2 separate regions of the Homo sapiens genome follow, and region 2 is linked to region 1. Evidence: chromatin loops called from intact Hi-C (ENCODE). Cell type or tissue: chondrocyte. All regions are shown on one strand.

Region 1 (2,500 bases):
TAAAAATCCGAGCAAGGACAGGAAATGGGCTGAACTGAAGGAAGAAGCAGCAGCTAGGGCAGAAGAAGTGGTACAAAGTAGTGGAAAGTTCAGCAGGTGAGAAGAGTTTTACTAATACTGCAGGGACTAAGGTTAATGGAAGGTAGTATCAGAATTTCCAGGAGCCAAGGGTAGTTTTAAAAAAGAGTAAATGGGCCAGGCCTGGTGGCTCACGCCTGTAATTTCAGCACTTTGGGAGGCCGAGGCGGATGGATCACTTGAGACCAGGAGTTCGAGACCAGCCTGGCCTATATGGTGAAACCTCATCTCTACTAAAAGTACAAAAATTAGCCAGGCATGGTGGCGTGCGCCTGTAATCTCAGCTACTCCAAAGGCTGAGGCAGGAGAGAATTGCTTGAACCCAGGAGACCGAGGTTGCAGTGAGCAGAGATCGTGCCACTGCACTCCAGCCTGGGTGACAGAGCAAGACTCCGTCGCGGTGAGGGGGGATAAAAAAGAATAAATGTCCATTGTTATTTAACTTAACTACAGAAAGTGTATGCAATAAACTCTTCTTTGTTGGTGGATTTAGAGAGGGAGAGACAGACAGAATACATTAAAAGGAACATGAGCTACAAAACATTGAGAAACACTGCCCAATGAGATCAGCAGATCAGCAAGGAGTGCTAGTGCCTAGAGGAACCCGTGAAGCAAAGCACTCACCTTGGAAACGCAAGCACACTGCTGGGCCACTTCCTCAAGGCCTCTCTGCTAGACAACACCGAGTCCACAGTGCCAGGCCTCTAGAGGACAGCAACAGAGCAAGGTTACATCTAGGCTGAGGTCCAGGACTCAGACAAATTAAAAACTGCAGGCTCATAGGCAAGGCTACCACGATACTTTTCTTGTTGTTGTTTATGTTAAGCGCTTATAAGTCCAGAGCTTAAAAATCCAATGAGGAATGATCTCATTCATCAGAGCAATCACCCTGGGTAGCTGCACAGCAATTCTTTCGGTGTTGCCTTTTCTCAAACCATTTCCTTTTAGGGAATTGCCTTCAGAGTTGACAGATTCTTTTAGATGTCTTTAAGAAGATAGCAGACTTTGTAAAAATATCTGGAAAGTGAGCAAGCTGTCTAATTCCACTCTTGACCCAAATAACTAAAATTAGGCAATTAAGAGAAAAGCTTTCGAGTCAGGTGGGCTCATGTTCAAATCCCCACACTGCTAACAGGCATGTGGCCTTAGGCACTAGGTTTCTGGGGATAATAAAAGGATCTAATAGCACTTCCATGAGGTCCTCTATGTAAGTAGCTAGCACATAGTAAATACTGAACAAATGACTATTTTAATTCTCATGTAACTGTAAACATAATAGTCACATTGTCACATTTTAACTGTAGAATAATATATAAAATTATTATTTTTGCATGAATGCTATCACTTACAAAAGCCTTTGAAGTGAATTCCCAAAAAGAAGTATAGAAAATATTTCTAATAAAAGCAGCATTACTGAAATAAGCACACAGCTTTCCAAGGGGACTACCCTACAAGACAGTTTTAAGTTACGGGTCATTTGGGAATAAACTCTCACTCACACCACTTCACAGCAGTTTTCCAAAATGTGTCTTACAGAGCTAATGAGATATTGGATTAACCTACAATTCCATGATTAAATACATTCAGGCAGTTAAACTGACTGCTTTCCAGCCAGACTTCTCAGCTCCTTTAACATGCTGATGTGCTCTGTCCCTCTGTCCATGAGGGTGACTGATTCGATCAGCAGTTTTCAGTCAGCTTTGACCTCCAAACCCTTTTTTCATAGAGTATTTTTCAGGACTAGTTCTTTTGGAAAACGTTCTGTAAAAGATGTGCTTTACAGTTCAGCAGGTCAAGGAAAATGCTGTCTTCTCTTTTAAACACGTATTGAAGCTACAAAGTTCAGCAGAATCCCTGAGGGTTAGAGATGAGCTAGCCACTTTGGCCTTGCTTATGGACTTGCAAATCTTGCCTTGTGTTTTCATGGAAAAGCAAGGGTTTTTCCTGCATGTGTTTCCCACTTTCCACACACAGGGTTGGCAATCCTCTTAGCAATCCTGTATGAAACCAGATTGTGTAGAAAACACCAGGAGTTTCATTATGCACAACTTCATTTCCTAAATCCCCATCCCAAAGCTTCATAAAAGGAGAAATGGGTAGACTGAGATGATATTAATAGCCTTTTCATTAAAAAAATCAGAGTTTGGCTTTATGGGATATAGGATTATATAACATTCCATAATAATTCAATTCATTCATGTCTACTTTGTTAGTTTCCAGAGGAGTACCTGAGGCACACTAAGTATTCAGTAAGTCTGGTAGATTGACTATTTCATTTGTTTAAACTCTGCTGTATCCAACTTAGCATGAAGGTCACACCAGCTACTTAATGGTTGACAATAATGATGCCAATTAGGAAATTTCTTCTACAACATGGCAAATTAAAAGCTAAAGATTCAAAAACTCCATGACTCAAATTAGA
Region 2 (2,500 bases), 450 kb after region 1:
AATCCCAAGTAGTTCCCATTTTTGTCAACTGACACAACGGTTTTACCATCTGAGCCAAATGGGGTACAAATGCCCACCAATATCCCAAGAGGCCTACAAAAGTCTGTAGTTGCCTCATTGTTGTGGGCCGGGTATATGCCTGAATTTTATCAGTGATGGCCTCTGGTATAGCCTTTGTTTTACCCAAGCAGATAACTACCAATAATTTGGCAGACAGTTCAGGCCCTTGGACCTAGGATTTGTTGACTGCCCAACCTCATGCTGCCAAATGTTGTTGTAAAAGGGGTGCCACCACTTCTGAACCTGCAAGAGAATCAGAGGTTAACATAATATCATCAATATAATGGAATAGGTGGATTCCCTTTGGACACTTCCAGGCGGCTAAATCCGTGGCAAGGAGACCATGATGTATGATGGGGCTACACATATAGCCCTGCGGCAGCACTGTGAAAGTCCACTGTTGCCCTTCCCATGTGAAGGCAAACTTCCTGGCTCTCTGGAGCAATGTCAACTGAGAAGAATGCATTGGCCAAGTCCACCACATAGTGGTACTCTCCCAACTTCATTGTCAAGGGGTCCATCAAATCCATGATAGAGGGTACAGCTGCATGTAAAAGGGGTATTACTTTATTTAGTTCTCAATAATCCACTGTCATCTGCCAAGTTCCATCAGGCTTCTTGACTGGCCATACTGGAAAATTGTAGGGTCTGTAGGTGTTACACATTATCTGCACCTTTTCTAACTTCTTAATAGTCTCAGTTATCTCTGTATGCTCACCTGGCAAGTGGTATTGACACGTGGAAGTAATCCATAAGGGTTGTGGCAGGACATGGAGCTAGTGATGTGTATGTCTGTGGAGTACCAGCTTAACCCCACATACTTGGAGTCTGAATTCCCCATCCGTGGTTTGTAAAGCCAAGCCATGTAAAGTATCCACCCCCAAAATGTATTCAGGTATGGGAGAAACATAGTTTATAAGTGGGGAGCCAAGCAGCCAATGCCAAGGTGCAAAGATGCAGGTTTCACTTTCACTGACTGACCTCTATAGCCATCTATATATGCAGCCTTGCCTGGAAATTTATCCAGGTTCCCACAGACGAGAGTACAATCTGTGCCAGTGTCTACCAGCACCAGCACCCGCTGTATGTTGGTGGGGGACCAGTGGATTGTCAATTCCACTTGTGGCCTCCAGTTGTCCAGTGTTCCCCCAAGCCGAGCACCTCGGCCAGTTCCCTTATCAAACACAAAAATTTCTATACCTCCATCCATCTGCAAGTAGTGCTTGAGATGGAGTGGCCGGGGGTACTGAGCTGAGCAGCATCATCCTGCCACCTCTTGGGCATTTTCTGGAATTGCTGCTCCAGGGACAGTTGCCTCTACAAAGTTAACGGCACTTCATTGGGTTGCCTATCAATTTTCTCTTGGTCAACCCTATCCAAAATCAAATCAATCTATATCTGGTGGCATGTGGGTCATCCACTGGGGCCCCTTTTTGTCCCATGAGGTGGCACCCTGCAGAAGGGGTACTGTTCCCCTTTTTATGGTGTAGATTCCTAGGTCCCACTAATGGCCCTTTGCTTCCCCAAGGGCCGCCATGGCAGTAGTCACTTCAAGTATGTGGCACCCCACATATGGAGTGAGGAGAGCGGCCAGGGAGCCGAAGGCACTTGGCGGGGCAGAGCCCAATACAAGGTCCCTCATGTGGGAGGTAAAGCGTTCATCATCTGGCCCTCAGGTATTCAGATCGAACATAGCCTGCCATATACCCATCTCCCAAATTACTTGCACCAAATCTGTATACAACTGCCATTTACTCACAGTTTCTGGTATTTCTCTGGTGTCATTCCATACCATTTGTATGGCCACCATCAGCCATTCAATTAGGGTGTGCCTATGTCCTGAATGGTATTGTCTAGGTTTCCTTCTAGGGTTTTTATGATTCTACATCTTACATTTAAATCTTTAATCCATCTTGAGTAAATTTTTGTATAAGGTGTAAGGAAGGGGTCCAGTTTCAGTTTCCCGAATATGGATAGCCAGTTTTTCCAACACCATTTATTAAATAGGGAATCCTTTCCCCATTTCCTGTTTTTGTCAGCTTTGTCAAAGAGCAAATGGTTGTAGATGTGTGATGTTATTTCTGAAGACTCTGTTCGTTCCATTGGTCTATATATCTGTTTTGGTACTAGTACCATGCTGTTTTGGTTACTGTGGCCTTGTAGTATAGTTTGAAGTCAGGTAGTATGATGCCTCCAGCTTTGTTCTTTTTGCTTAGGATTGTCTTGGCTATACGGGCTCTTTTTTGGTTCCATATGAAATTTAAAGTAGTTTTTTAAAATTCTGTGAAGAAAGTCAATGGTAGCTTCATGGGTATAGCACTGAATCTATAAATTACTTTGGGCAGTATGGCCATTTTCACAATATTGATTCTTCCTATCCATGAGCATGGAATGTTTTTCCATTTTTTTTGTGTGTCCTCTCTTAATTCCTTGAGCAGTG

Evidence for each region. Hi-C counts contacts between places; a loop is a spot of excess contacts. Peaks named below come from ENCODE experiments on the same cell type or tissue, not always from the same donor. Only the 100,000 strongest peaks of a DNase experiment are listed, where the experiment ranks them.
Region 2: a loop joins it to region 1, with 2.0 times the contacts of the local background. A loop is called at or near these places in 2 of 110 quality-filtered maps.

What each region holds. Positions count from the first base shown.
Region 1 is chr11:86,393,616-86,396,115 of GRCh38, reverse strand. It overlaps CCDC81 (coiled-coil domain containing 81), which reads right to left. Exons shown (of 15, transcript NM_001156474.2): 5 at 703-782. It overlaps LOC105369421 (a long non-coding RNA gene), which reads left to right and starts at 16. Exons shown (of 5, transcript XR_007062826.1): 1 at 16-96. In chondrocyte, no CTCF peak of the experiment used is centred here; no DNase peak of the experiment used is centred here.
Region 2 is chr11:85,940,382-85,942,881 of GRCh38, reverse strand. No RefSeq gene overlaps it. Among named protein-coding and RNA genes, the nearest start is that of CCDC83, 86 kb to the right of the region's middle. In chondrocyte, CTCF peaks have their summits at 1,134 and 1,337 (motif pointing left); a DNase peak (open chromatin) is centred at 1,621.